Linked DNA regions of Homo sapiens: region 2 is linked to region 1. A link is a loop called in an ENCODE intact Hi-C map of the cell type or tissue named here. Cell type or tissue: MCF 10A. All regions are shown on one strand.

Evidence for each region. Hi-C counts contacts between places; a loop is a spot of excess contacts. Peaks named below come from ENCODE experiments on the same cell type or tissue, not always from the same donor. Only the 100,000 strongest peaks of a DNase experiment are listed, where the experiment ranks them.
Region 2: it touches region 1 in a loop (5-fold over the local background); 2 of 110 quality-filtered maps call a loop at or near these places.

What each region holds. Positions count from the first base shown.
Region 1 is chr4:151,609,110-151,617,109 of GRCh38, reverse strand. All of the region lies in intron 7 of FHIP1A (FHF complex subunit HOOK interacting protein 1A), which reads right to left. Among named protein-coding and RNA genes, the nearest start is that of GATB, 150 kb to the left of the region's middle. In MCF 10A, a CTCF peak has its summit at 4,297; no DNase peak of the experiment used is centred here.
Region 2 is chr4:152,382,210-152,390,209 of GRCh38, reverse strand. The region is part of intron 4 of FBXW7 (F-box and WD repeat domain containing 7); the gene reads left to right. Among named protein-coding and RNA genes, the nearest start is that of FBXW7-AS1, 49 kb to the right of the region's middle. In MCF 10A, a CTCF peak has its summit at 4,441; no DNase peak of the experiment used is centred here.

The sequences.
Region 1 (8,000 bases):
TGAGCCTGTCCCTTCCTCTCTTCTCCTGGGAGCCAGGCTTCTAGCAGAAAGTACATATTCAGGGGAGGGCACAGAGGCTTACACCTGTAATCACAGCACTTTGGGAGGCTGAGGCGGGCAGAGTACTTGAGGTCAGGAGTTCAAGGCTAGCCTGGCCTACATGGTGAAACTCCATCCCTACTAAAAATACAAAAATTAGCTGGGTGTGGTGGCCCGTGTCTATAGTTCCAGCTACTAGGGAGGCTGAAGCAGAATGATCACTGGAACCCAGGAGATGGAGGTTGCAGTGAGCCAATATTGTGCCACTGCACTCCAGCCTGGGCAACAGAGTGAGACTCTGTCTCAAAAAAAGAAAGTACTGGCCAGGCGTGGTGGCTCATGCCTGTAATCCCAGCACTTTGGGAGGCTGAGGTGGGTGGATCATGAGGTCAGGAGATTGAGACCATCCTGGCTAACACGGTGAAACCCCGCCTCCACTAAAAATACAAAAAAAATTAGCCAGGTGTGGTGGCGGGCACCTGTAGTTCCAGGTACTCGGAAGGTTGAGGCAGGAGAATGGCGTGAACCCGGGAGGCGGAGCTTGCAGTGAGCCGAGATCGCACCACTGCACTCCAGCCTGGGTGACAGAGTGAGACTCCGTCTCAAAAAAAAAAAAAAAAAAAAAAGAAAGAAAGAAAGATATATTTGTCTCTGCTCTTCCCCACCACAGGTTCTATAATGTGTCTGGGTGAGTGTCTGTCTAATTCTAGGGTTAAATATTGGGAATGTTTGCCCACAGGAGTAAACCCTATTCTCTGGCAACAGTTTTACTGGTAATAAAGATGGTGTTTTGATCTTCCATCTGCCTCATTTTTTGTATTTCTCAACTTGTCACAACTCAGATGGGGAGGAGAGCCCTTTATACCTCAATTAAACTATACTGACTTTTCTGAAACTGCAGTACAGATCCTCAGCCGTACAAATTCAGTTTCCACTGATTCACATAAATGCTTTATACTCTAGACTGAGTGCTTCAATGAAATGGAACTGTATTCTAGACACTGCCAACTGATGGCAAATGACAGAAGGGACACCAAGACAAACTCATGGCAACACACGGGCAATCCTAACAGAGAACCCTGCACAGGAAATTCTAAATTGTAGTTGGGTCCCTACCACCCTCCTGTCACCCATTCTGGCATCTCCTCTTCCCAACTTCCCAATAATCTAAACTTTCCTTTTCTGGGTGTCCAAACTCCACACCAAACCATGACACCAGGTGTGACTTATGGCCAAAGTAATCCCCAAATTATATTTTCCCCTCTCCTCTACTAACCCCCTGTCCACACTGTTTACATAAAAAATCTGTATTGTAAGCCCTCTGAGTTAAACAGCAGGATGTACACAAAATGAGTAATCAGTGAAATGAACTATTCTAGAGAGTGACTGCATTTTAAAGGATTAATATGTGATGAGACTCTAAATTATAACAGGTTGACTATGTGAGGATGAAAATTCTGAGTATACCCTTCCCAGATGAGCCTCTGTCAACACCCCCTTGCCATCCCCACCAAAGGCTAAGTGGACATACAGGCCATTATCATCAATTACTACCACTATTAATAGTAGTTCCAGAAATAGCTACCATTTATGAAGTACCAGCTCTGTGCCAAATATTGTATTAGATGTTTTACATGTATTATACAAATTAATTCACCTTGATAGAGTAAAATGGTAGGTAGGTATTAGGATTCTCATCTTACAGCTAAGAAAAGTGAGGCTCAAACTTTTGCCCTAGAAGCACACAGTAAGTGGCAGAAGCCAGACACAAACCTAAGTCTACCTGATAATAAATTTCATGGTTTTTACAAGAATTCTAACAATTTCCTGGCATTTTTGTCCCCTGCCCTCTGAAAACACAGCAGAAATCCTTTGAAATTGAATATCTGTATCAACCATTTGGAACACGTCGTCAAAGACACTGTCTCCCATTGTAAGAGTTCAATTGATGGCGTTTTAGAGGATTTATAACCACTCCCTGCCCTTTTACCTCCCTGCCATCCTTCTGCCAACCAATTCAGCTACATTTGTCAGAAGAAAGCTGTTCCCAGTGACAGATCAGGACTTTACTGCAGAAAACAGCTTCTGCAGAGAACTCACAGAGCACCCTACTCCTGGAAACCACAGAAAGAGGTGAAATTCATTATTAAAATGATAAGAGGGGGAAAAAAGCTTTATGTGAAAGACTCCCACTTTCCTACTGTCACTGGGACAAGGGCCAACAATATAGAATCAATGCTCTCAGATGCGTACAATTATGACAATACATTAAGCTGCCACTCAGAGAAGCATTAACTTCTGGCCCTTACCGCTCCTGGCAATCCCTGAAAGTACTCACATTCCTCAAACCTGGGTCATATACAGGGACTGACTCCACCAGCACCTCTGAGAGATGTAAAAATGGAGTCATTTAGACACAATAATAACTTCATTACTCTAATCACAAAACAGTGCAATTCCTGCTCCCTGGGCCCCAGGAGAATACTGGTTATCAAATATGGATCTCCAATATTCAAATAATTTAAAAGCCAGAAAATATACACCAGACTGCCAAACTTGATTTGAAATTCAAGGTTCACAAAACTTTTTTTTTTTTTTTTTTGAGACAGAGTCTCACACCGTGGCTCAGACTGGAGTACAGTGGCGTGATCACCGCTTACTGTAGCCTCGAGGTCCCAGGGTCAAGCAAATCTCTCACGTCAGCCTCCCGAGTAGCTGGGACTACAGGTGCATGCCACCACACCTGGGTGATTTTTGTATCTTTTGTAGAGACAGGGTTTCATCATGTTGCCCAGGATGGTCTTAAACTCCTTGGCTCAAGCAATCCTCCTGCCTCGGCCTCCCAAAGTGCTGGGATTAGAGGCATGAGCCAGCATGCCTGGCCTTATAAAACTTTTTTTTTTTTTTTGAGATGGAGTCTTGCTCTGTCACCCAGGCTAGAGTGCAATGGCACAATCTCAGCTCACGGCAACCTCCACCTCCTACGTTCAAGTGATTCTCGTGCCTCATCCTCCCGAGTAGCTCAGACTACAGGCGTGCGCCACCACACCCAGCTAAGTTTTGTATTTTTAGTAGGGACAGGGTTTCACCATATTAGCCAGGCTGGTCTCAAACTCCTGACCTCAGGTGATCCACCCACCTCAGCCTCCCAAAGTGCTGGGATTACAAGCATGAGCCACCGCATCCAGCCTGCAAAACATTTTTAAGAATATCTTGTGGCAGTGGTTCTCAACCCAAGTTCCATGTTAGAATCACCTGGGGAGTTAGTTAAAAATACCCATGCTCATGCCCTATCCTGATCCAGTTAAATAATTATCTCCAGGTCTAGTGCCAGGCATCCCTTGTTGCTTCTGATGTGCACCAGGCTGTGGACCACCATCACAAAGCCTCCTGGTCATTATGACCATCAAGTACAACTACACTACACAGGTGCTAAGGTGCCACTTAAGATATTTCACTGATGGAGTAACAAAAGCTTTTTTTTGTAACCTAGTTTTTTGCTGAGCAGTACTCTGTAAATATAAAGATGACCAATCACACTCTTCAAAGAAAATTCAAGCCCAGGAGGTTAACGGGCATTTCAGATCACAGGGCAATGTCAGTGATGACAGCCCTCGGCCTGCACTGCCCATTCAGTCATCAAGTTATCCCGCTTGACAGATATTGTCTTCTACCACCTGCCACATGAGATAAATATTTTCCAGAGCATGTAAAAAGATTTAAAATCTCCATTGAAGGAAAACAAAGGAGTAATTTGAAAGCTTCTAAAACTTCATTATCCATTGGATAGTAGAATGCTGTACATTCTTGAATAAGTTAATTGTCCAAATGAGCACTAGCGGGTTTCCCAGGAATAATAGGATTTGACTAATTCCCAACTAGGATGGAAAGACCCATTACAGAAGAGCCAGTGTTTTAAATTAACGAGTACAAGAATCCAAGCACTGGTTGAAAAACCAAGATTGTAATACAGCAGTGGTTCTCAGCCCTGGTTCTATGTTAGAATCACCTGGAGAGTTACCTAAAAATACCCATGCTCATGCCTTTCCTGATCCAGTTAAATCAGTTAAATCCAGTTACCCACTTTGTGACCTGCCTTCCACCACTAAAAAGAAGCACGGTCAGTAAGGTGTCGCGTCTCTAGCACTATGAAATACAAAGTGACCCTAACTTCATTCTGTGCTGCTACTGCCACTCTCATGATAAAAAGGATTCCATGTGAGAATGTGCAGATTCATTAAATAAAAATATTGTTCCTTTCTTCTTTTTAAAGTAAGGCCACCCAAAATTTAAGCCTGAGAGCCTCTTCTTAGATCCACTAGATGGCACAAGCTCTCTTTTTCCAGCAGACTTAACAGGAGGAAAGGACATTTAAAAATTAATATGGGAGACTGAGTGCGGTGGCTCACGCCTGTAATCCCAACACTTTGGGAGGCCGAGATGGGCATATCATTTGAGGTGAGGAGTTTGAGACCAGCCTGGTCAACAAGGTGAAACCTCATTTCTACTAAAAACACAAAAAGTTAGCCAGGCGTAGTGGTGCACACTTGTAATCTCAGCTACTTGGGAGGCTGAGGCAGGAGAATTGCATGAAGCCGGAAGGCGGAGGTTGCAGTGAGCAGAGATTGTGCCACTGCAATCCAGCCTGAGCAACGGAGCGAGACTCCATCTCAAAACAAAAACAAAAACAAAAACATATGGGTACCCCCAAGCAGCCCATGCATTGCACAGGATCCTTGAGAGGAAGGGGAGTTGCTGTCTCAGAAATCTTTCTACTTTGCAATTAACAAAAACACAATAAAAATTTTCCTAAATTCTTCTTTGGGAGCTCAGGAGTTAAACCTAGGCCATGAAAGGAATAATGAAACTAAGATTTACTTCCAAGGTGCCTAATGGAAAGAGATGATACTGAAGCCTGGAGATCTGGAGATCTGGGTTAGGTCCAAGCTTGACATGATGTGAGCATAAGCAAGTCACTTAACCTCTCTGGTCCTCAATGCCTTTGTCTGAAAAATGAGGAACTGGAACTAGATAATCTCTGGAATTATGTCTAGTACTAAAGTTCTACAAATGTACATAATCATTTTTCTATCTCCAATTTAATCTCTCCACTTAGATTTGGCAAGAATCTTAAACACAAAGGAAATGTTTCATGAAATCAATCCATCTAATCTGTGAAGTTTTTAAAACTGAGATGTTATTAATTCATTTAGAGAAAAACTGATATATTATTAATTCATTTACTGAAAAACACTTATACATAGAACACCTACTGGTGCCAAGCATTGGGCTAACACTGTGTCAGGCAAAAAGGACATAGAGACAGATGAGTGCCTCACCTTTGCTCCTCCATGAAACTGAAATGGATTCTAATTTCAGACAAACAGAATGCTATCTTCAAAGAAAAAAACTAGATGGTTAAAATCTACTAGTTGTATTAAAGCATTTAACATAAATATAAATATTACACATGCTTAGTCAGAAAGTTTGATGTCTTGATAAATAACCATAGCAATGATATATTGCCAATTATTTTACCTCGATATCTCATAAGCAACTCAAATGAAAAACAGTACAGAAAAGTTTGACGCCCTTATACAATTTCATTTCTACATATAGAGAGCACATTTCAAACATCATTCTTGGAGCCATCATTCATTCTTCAGAAATATTTTTTGGTTCATTTTTCATAAAATATCTATATCTTCCTTTAAATTTCTCCAGCAGTATCTGTCTCAACTCTGGTTCTCTTTTGGACTTCCACGACATTTAAGAGTTACTAACATAGAGCACCTACTGGGTACCAAGCAACAGCCATCTCTAGCCAATCCTAAACACCACCACCCACCCCTGTGCAAGTGCCTCATTTTTCTCCCACTCCATGCCACCTCACAATGCTAGCTAAACATCAGTTCATCAACCTAACCTGACCACTACAGTTCTCATTAGTTTTCTCTCTCATAGCTACATACACACACACACACATACATACACACACACAGGCTCCTACCTAGTTACCATATCTACATTCACATGTTCATTTATTCAAGAGATGTCATAATACCTATTACATACTTGGCAATGTACTATAAATTCTGCTATATATTATAACATTTGTTCAATGAACAAATGAATAAAGAAATGTGTATGGTTCCCTACTCTCATGGTGTTTACCACCTGGTATGAGAGGTACAACATAACAAATCTATAATGATCATACCAGGTAATCTTCAAGTCCCACTTGGGTGATGCCAGCAAACTCTAGAGAAGTGAAGAGTTATTGTCTATGCCTGCACTGATCAGGAAGAATCTGGGAGGTGGCATGCAGTCTGGACATTGGAGGATGAGAAGATTTGGATAAATGTAGTTGGAATAGATGCTAAATATAGTTGGCATCTCAAGTGGAAGAAAGGCATAAGCATGGGCATTTAACTAGAAGGCTGGAATCACACTCAGGGTATAGCAAATGGCCCAGAATAGCTGGAGAAGTGAGTCTACAGAGAAGGAGGTAGAAGGAGCTTTGGGATTAGCCTAGGAAAAGATTCAAATGGTTGGGTTCTACCAAGTCTACACCTCTGAGTTATTTCTCCTAATAAACCTGATTTCTACAATTCTCTACCTGTTTCCTCCTGGCAATATGCCAAATTTGATAAATTACAGTGGAAAGATGATATACACAGAGCCTCTTCTTAGATCCACTAGATGGTGGCATTATGGGGTGGCATGGAGTGGGAACAAAAGAGCTGTTTAGTCATCTAAATCTATTATTTTCCCAACAAGTATGTAACAATAAAAACAAAAACAGTAATAAGAGTTAACTCATACACATTGTTCCAGGCACCATTTTAAAGTATCAACTCATTTACTCTTCACCAGTCCTATAAGGTAAAGCATTATTATTATTGCCCCTATTTTACAAATGAAGAACATGGCTCAGAAAGATTAAGTGCTCTACCAAAGGCACAGAGCTAGCAAGTGGCAGAGCTGGGAAACCAATCCTGGTAGTCTGACTCTAAAATCCACATCATATTAAATCCTTCACAAAAAACTTACTCACTAGATACCACTACATCTAGGTTCATGTCAATGAATAAATGTGCCTTCCTCTTTGCTCTCTATTTTAAGTTTACTTACTTAAGACAGCATTTTTATTTATTTTAGTTTTTTGGGGTTTTTTGTTTTTTTTTGGCACAGCATTAGATACAGCATTAAAGTGATGGGGTGCCTCAAGATACTATGAAGTTGGCTGTAGGCCAAGGTGATATAGATCCTACGGCCAATTAGTTCACTACTTGTTGTGTGATTATGCAAAATGAGAGGAAAGATCTGGTCTTCCAGTCACATAACAATATGCCCAGGTATCAGCTGAACACATGCCACGTGCCTTACAGGGAGCCTCCTTGTCTACAAAACATTCAAAGACACAGTGCTTAACTACACTGGAAACTCAGCACAAGACTTCAGATAGTAATTACAGATATTCTTTAAAAAAAAAGAAGCAAATGTTCCAATTGCTTCTATTATATTTCCACATTCTCAGAGGCTTTCCACCATAAACATTTGTCATTTCTTTATGTTCTACAGTTGGTCCACAGTATAGCTCTGGGATAAATAATGGATTCTTGTAGGTTTTTCTACATGTGGATGAAGAGAAAGCATATTTGTATATAGATCTAAATGTCTGGGTACATCATCTTTCCACTTAATAACCTAGAAAATGGGAAGTGAAAAAAAGTAATAATGGTTATACTCAGCTGAAGAAAATCTTCCCATCACATCTTTATTATGTAACTTCAAATTATAAGGAGCACTCTTTTCCCTCCTGCCCATAGCACCAAGGCATTTGGCAGGACTGGGTCAGAGGTAGAACAGTGGTATCTTATAGTATTCTGTGATATACATGACATCACTGAGTGGCCAGTATTGCAATCCCAAGCTGATAACATTTCCATTCGAAAAAA
Region 2 (8,000 bases), 770 kb before region 1:
AATAAAATCCAAAGTTTACTCATTAAAAAAAAAAAGTCAAATATACTCTATATGCTAGTGTTTAGACCACTACAGTAGGTAGGAGAGGAAAAAAATATATAAACACACACACATATTATTATAGTATAATATGGAATCAGAAAAATCCTGAGGTTATTTTTCTTGAATTTCATCTTTTAAAAATTTTTTTAAAAATCATTATGCCTGTAGCTTCTTTCCAATAAAAATGTTTTCTTATTACTATACAAAAACATTTAGAGCACAGGCATACATGCCTTTTGTAAAAGAAGGCAGACACAAAAGAATTGAAACAATGCATTTTATTTGGATATATTTTATAAACTAGCTATATTGTTCACTAAACTATAATAAAGGAAAGCTCACCAAATTGAACCTTCTTACAAGAAGGCCATATATGTAATATTATTAGAGCTGTAATATGCTTTTTTTTGGTATAAATTTAAGGGGTACTCTAGTTTTTTTTACATGGATATATTACATAGTGGTGAAATTTGGGCCTTTAGTGTACCTGTCACCCAAATAGTATACATTGTACCCGTTAAGTGATTTCTCATCTCTCAGCATCCTCCCTGCATGTCACCCTTCTGAGTCTCTTAATATCTATTACTACACACTCCATGTTCATGTGTACACTTTACTTAGCTTTCACTTGTAAGTGAAACGTGGTATTTGACTTTCTGTTTCTGTGTTGTTTCACTGAAGAATCACCTCCAATTCCATCCATGTTGCTGCAAAAGACATTTCATTCTTTTTTATAGCTGAATAGTATTCCATTTGTGTGTGTGTGTAAACATATATATATGTGGGTTAGTTATCATAGTTGACTTAAAGTTATAACTATTATAATCACCAACTAAATTCTTGGGCATCTTTAAAATAATGATTTCTTTTCTTTTGGGTAGATGCCCAGTAGTGGGATTGCTGGATCAAATGATAGTTCTATTATTAGTTCTCTGAGAAATCTCCATAATGTTTTCCATAGAGATTGTACTAATTTGCATTCCCACCAACACCGTATAAGCATTTCTTTTTCTCCACATCCTCGCCAACATCTATTATTTTTTGTCTTTTTAATAATAGCCATTCTGAATGGTGTGAGATGAGATCTCATTGTGGTTTTACTTTGCATTTCTTTGATAATGATGTTGAACATTTTTTCATGCTTGTAGGCATGAAAAAATATGTATGTCTTCTTTTGAGAAGTATTTATTCATGTTCTTTTCCCACTTTTTAATGAAGTTAATTTGGTTTTTGTTGTTGAGTTGCCTGTCAATTCTGCATATCAGCCCCCTGTTAGAAGCATAGTTTGCAAATATTTTCTCCCATTCTGTAGGTTGTCTTTTCATTCTGTTGATTTAGAGATGTAATGTACTCTTAAACCTGCAAGGGACTTAATCTCAATCATCTGAAGAGAAGTCAGATAGTCTATATCTATTAAATATTTAGCCTCCTCTTTGTAGAAATCTGAAGTATAAACTCCAGGTAATTGTACTGCAAGACATTAAATAGTTAAGGTTCCTGAATCTTGGAGTTTCTGGTGTACCATGGGATGGTTTTGTCATCTGTCAACTTATAATTTATTAGCACTTGTTTTGGTTGGTTTTCTGTGTTTTACTTTTTAATTTATAATGTATTTTCAGCAAAATTTTTGGAAATAACTGGAATATAAAACAGCTTAAATGTCTAACATTGAGATGTTGATTCCATAAATCAGAGCAGTTACAATACCTTATATAATCTAGTATTCTGGCATTTTTATTTTGAGAATGCTACCTATCTGTGCATATAGGCATGTACATGCAATGCTTTTATTTTGCAAATGTCCAATTATCAGGTCACATTTTTATAACACTTGTGTATGTTGTATGTGCTGCTTCAGAACCCAAGCATATTTCTCTTAGTTAGGGGCCGCCCTTGTTGCCCAAATGAAGAAAATTAGCAGGGAAGTGCAGTATGTTGTCCATTGAATGTTTACATACATGTAATGTCTCAAATACATTATAATTGGAAGTTGTAATCTGAGTGAGCACTTTGAGCATGTAAATAAATATCTTTTAGAACATTTTTAGTAATCATTTTAAATGTGATTTTAATCTTATAAAAACATTTTAATTTATTTGACATACCTTTTGTGAATACTAAAGCTTAAAAAAAAAATACTAAAACTTTAAAAGATATCCTGACCAGGCGCTGTGGCTCACGCCTGTAATCCCAGCACTTTGGGAGGCCGAGGTGGGCGGATCACAAGGTCAGGAGTTCGAGACCAGCCTGGCCAACATAGTAAAACCCTGTCTCTACTAAAAATAACAAAAATTAGCTGGGCGTGGTGGTGGGCACCTGTAATCCCAGCTGCTCAGGAGACTGAGGCAGGAGAATTGCTTGAACCTGGGAGGCGGAGGTTGCAGTGAGCCGACATTACACCACTGCACTCCAGCCTAGGCAACAGAGCAAGACTCAGTCTCAAAAAAAAAAAAAAAAAAGGTATGCCATGTTTTTTTTCTTTGATGCCCAATCTAATTGTATTTATGTTTCTGCATTTAAAGTAATATGTTGCTTGCTGGATGTTTTTTTTTTTTTTTTTACAGTTTTTGCTAATACAAGCTTGATAATTTATCATTAAGCAGAGGGTTTAATTTATTGATTTATGATTGTTTTCCTCTGTGTTTAAATTGTTCCGTCTTCAACCATGAATTGCGTTCATTTGTGAATTGCTTGGTAGGGAAATACTTTAATACTCTGATATCTATGATGTTAGGAAGACTAAAAACTGATTTGGTAGATAAAATAATCTGCTTTACTCTGTATCTGTGAAATAAGTGAGTATGCTTGATAATACCATATTATCTGATCAGAAGGATTTTGATTCTGATTTATTGCACTTCAGTAATGGTATACTTTTTAGCATGTGGGACTTTCTGTTTCTACAACAGAGTAAGTCACTTGTTGCCTGAATTCACAGAAGCAGTGAATAATACTGAATTCAAATAACATACGTTGATATTATTCCTGTGAAAGTTTTTGAGGTAAGACTTTGAAAACTCTTGGTATAAAGTCAATTTGAATTTGCAGGGAGATTTACATCTTCTGAGTGATTTGTTTTAGCTGATTCAGGAATAATTTATGAAAAATGGAAAATCTTTGTGCTGCTCATATGCTGTGGCTTTGGTCAGGAGCAGTTAAATTTCTAGCCTTTTGTATAATACTGAATGAAAGAAAAGATGGAAATCCAGAGTAAATTGCTGTGATGGTATTTTTATTGTTGTTACAAGAGAATTGGAGTGCTTGGACTTGTAATGCATTTTACAGATACCGTATTGGTGATATTTTATTACATGTCACATTTATATATAATTGTTTTTACGGATGCAAATTTTTAGAAGAAAGAAAATCAGGGAGTGATAAGTGGGCAAAATAAGTTACCTTATATAAAGACCTTTTCTTTACTACAAGTTCCCTAATGTTTAGCCCATCTTGGATGATCAGTGGTATCTGGAATCTTAAAATGCCAAGACACTATGGCTAAGATACTACAGCTTCATATTTTGGCAAAAATTTTGACAGAATTATAGAAGTCTTTCTGAAACTTACAAATAATATGTTTTAAAATATTCTTTTCCAAAGTTATTATAGATGGATTTTAGAATCTGCTTTATTTCCTGGTGATTTTAAAATTGGAAATGTAATCTACAAAGCTCTATGTGATTTTTGATTCCATTAATAGTAGTAGTAATCATAATGACAGTTTAATTAACACTATCGAACACTTACTAGATGTGAGGCGTTACTCTGTATACTTATATCAACTAATTTTTAATCCTCACAACAGTCCTATGAGTACTGCCTAGGTGAACTTGAGACACGAATTAAATTAAGGTCATACCTGGTAAAGCCAGGATTTGGACTAAGTTAGTTTGGTTCTGGAGTCCATGTTCCTACCTATCATATTGCACTGCCTTATTATTTGTGGTATCATCTTTAAAAGAGCTTGTCTGTTTTTAAGAGTCTCAATTTGGGTAGTAATTAAAGAGTATCTTTAATGTTTTTAAGAGTAGAATTGAGACTCAGACTTTATCTTTTCTTGAACACATGGAATTAGCTACATTTTGAAGTATTAACAGTTGGGGTTCTTATATACCTTGTCTATGATTTCCCTCATTTATTAGGGTTTTTGTCTATATTTGAAGGTTTGTTTTTTTAGTGTTTCGTGTTGATTGGGAATATCGCATTAGAAATACTGTTACTTGAATCCTCCCAAAAAAATGAAACTTGTAGTATATATATTTGGAAATTAGTACTCACTTTGCCCAATCATTGATAATGTCTTCTTTTTCCAAAAATATATTATGACAAACACAGGATTCTGTTACAGCGTTTGGTTTGCCACAGTTGCAATGCCCTGTATTATCCAGTTGAGGGCAGCTATTTACTGATTTAAAAAAATAATAATTGAATTAGAATGTTACCCCCTTGTGCTTACCAAAACTTGGTATCCACTAAAAAACTCCACATTTGAGGTACAAACAGCCTTAATTGTGTTCACTTATGTTTTGTTTCTGTTGTCATTGTAAATTATTTCATGAAAATGAAAAGCCTAGCTTTACTTCATAGTAACTTTTGGTCTCTTAGAAACTAGAAACTGTTGATTTTAGTTTTAATTTTCCCAATCCAAGTTCTTTTCAATTCTAAATCTTTTTTCCCCCCGTTAGGATCAGACTCATTGAGATCAGGGATTTTCTTATCTTTAAAATGTCTGCATGTAAATACATGTGACTTTAGAGTTCTTTGAGGGCTTTTAAATGTAAAAGTGAAAATTTATAATATTGAATACATTATCTTTATTAACCAGTGGAATAACCACTGATGGCTAACTAGGTCTTTGATTCATTTTTCTAAATGCCAAATGAACATGTTAAACTCGTAGAATATATTACCCTCTTCTAATTTTTCTGCATTGGAGTATCACATTGTTAAAATTGTATCTTCTATGTAGTTCAGGAAAAGAAATTCAGGGGGGTTAATTATCCAATTGATTTCAAAGGTATCACTGAGACAGAATTTTTTTGAAAATAATCTCAGACTGCAGAAAACTGTTGTAATATTAACAGGTAGTGTTAGTAACTGAGATAAGGATATTCCATGGGACCTACTTTAGCAAAAGGGATTGTCTAATGAGAGAAGGACAAAATATGACATATGTTTCACAAACAAAACAATTAGTCTTATGTTGGAAAATAAAGTGAACATCTGAGGAGATGCTAAGACTAGCATGAACCTAGTATTCATTCTGCAGGATAGTAAGTTGTCTCATAGGGCTGTAGACATGGTATCTTGGATATCATTCTCACTTTTTTTCTACTACCAGTTTATAGGTTTCCAACACTCTCATATTATCTCTTCTCTCTCCTAACCTTAGATCTCTCGAGGTTTTTTTGGTGATGATTATTCCATTTTCAATCATTTACTTTTTTGTTTAAAAACATTTAAAATTTATGGTTAAATATCCATAACATGAAATTTAATATTTTAACCATGTTTAAGTATACAATTCAGTGGCACTAAATATATTTACATTGTTATACAACCATTACCACTATCCATCTTCAGAATATTTTCATTTTCTCCTACTGAAACTCTGTGCCAACTAAACACTAACTCTCATTTCCCCCTCTCCCTGTCTCAGACAACCATGATTCTGTTTTCTATCTATGCAAATTTAAGTATTCCAAGTACCTTATATAAGTGGATCATACACTATCCTTTTTTGACTGACTTATTTTACTTAGTATAGTATCTTCAAGGTTCATGCATGTTGTAGCATATGTCAGAATTTCCTTCTTTTTCAGAGCTGAATAATGTTCCCTTGTTTGTATATGTCACATTTTGTTTATTCATTCATTCATTGAGACTTGAGTTGCTTCTACCTTTTGGCTATTGTTAATAAGGCTGCTATAAGCATGTGTATACAGGTATCTGTTCAAGTCTCTGCTTTTAATTATTTAAGGTATATACTCAGAAGTGGAAATGCTGGATCATGTGCTGATTTTATGTTTAAATTGTTGAGGAACTGCCATACTATTTTCTACAGCAGCTACATTCATTCATTTCACATTGCCGCCAAGGATGCACAAGGGTTCTGATTTCCCCACATCCTAGCCCATGCTTGTTGTTTACTGTTTTGTTTTGTTTTAAAACCATCCTAATGGATGTGAAGTGGTAGCGCATTGTGGCTTTGATTTGCATTTCCCTAATTAGTGATGTTGAGCATCTTTTCATGTGCCTATTGACCATTTACATATCTTTGGAGAAATCTGTTTTTGTGTAGCATTGCTGCCAGTGATTTTGCATTTTTAACTACATTTTAAATTGTGGTATAAGAGAAAGGTCTACTAATAGGAATGGGACTATTTCTTGTGCATAGATTGCCTTCCCAGCAGCCCACTTTAATATTTAGCAATGCTAATCTTTCCAAAGTCAAAAAGAAATCACCCATTTCTAACTTTCTCCTTTCAAATCCTTTCTTGTCTCCGTCAAAATTCCTGCTATAAAACTCCATAAAAGCTTGGAAGTTAAAAGTTGGAAGGAGAGATAAGTGGAGCTGACTGGCTGTTGGAAGAAGAAAATAGAATGGAAAGAGAGAATAGTTGATTGAGCACTGTGAATGGATAGTTCACAATCATTATCTACTATCTGTTAGGAATATGGATTATAGTATAAAGATTAATTAACACTTGCACAAATGGTTAATTTAGGGAAATATTTGAGATAATGCTGGAAAGTTTAGTTTGGGGCCACTTTGAAGAGAGTCTTCATCTCCAGACTTTATCTTAGGCCGTGGAGAACCATTGAAGGTTCTTGAGGAGTAAACGGCACACTGCATTCCCTCTCTGTGTTTTAGGAAGATTTATCTGACCATACTGTGAAGGAGAAATTAGGCACTAGGGATTTGCAATGGACTGGCTAGTTACTCTCCCATTTTACTATAATTACTTCCCATCATAGATTACTTTATAAATAAATACACTTTTTACATGTCTTTAATCAGTTGGGTGACTGTTATGCTTTCAAGTATAATCAATAAGTTTTTCAGAATTAAAGATTGACAATTGAAAACTCTGGTACAAAGATTAATCTGAAGTGTGTATTAATAGCTATTAGAGAACCAGAGTATACAGTATTTAATGTCTAGTGAGTATGAGATAAAGAATGGTGTGTATGGAAAAGGGAAAGAGAGCACACACTTGAAAATAGTGCTCATTATAATATATCTAAGGTAGAACAAACATACATATGTGTGTGTGTTTTTTTTAAACCATACGTAAACACAGTTCAAAAAATTCAAAACAAAATTTGTAACAGAATTCAAAACATTCCTAAAATATTAATGCTGACATTTGGATAAGGAAGACTTAATAGATACTCAAGATACAATGTTTGTTTTTTTTATTTTATTTTTGTAAGTAAAAATTTACTTTCACTTTCTAGGAAACACTCTTAGATTAGTTAGTTGGAGAAATATTAAAAGGGACCTTACAGCACAGCCCTGCTTTGGTTGTGTTCACATTACTGACTTTGTATGAGAGGTTCACCAGCTGTTTGACTGGCAGGAGCAGGAGCTTTCACTTCAGTAGTTTATAATTCCTGGCTATTCTAGGATAGTTTGCACTTCACCAAGCCTCAGACAGGTCAGGACATTTGGTAGGGGAAGGTTGAAAGACAAAAGCAGCAGGCCTTGGGTTCTCAGCCTTTTAAAAACTATTATTAAATATATATTTTTAAAATTTAGTGGTTAGAGCTTTTAGTAATGTGCCTGTATTACATGTAGAGAGTATTCGTCAACCAAGAGGAGTTTTAAAATGTCAAAACCGGGAAAACCTACTCTAAACCATGGCTTGGTTCCTGTTGATCTTAAAAGTGCAAAAGAGCCTCTACCACATCAAACTGTGATGAAGATATTTAGCATTAGCATCATTGCCCAAGGC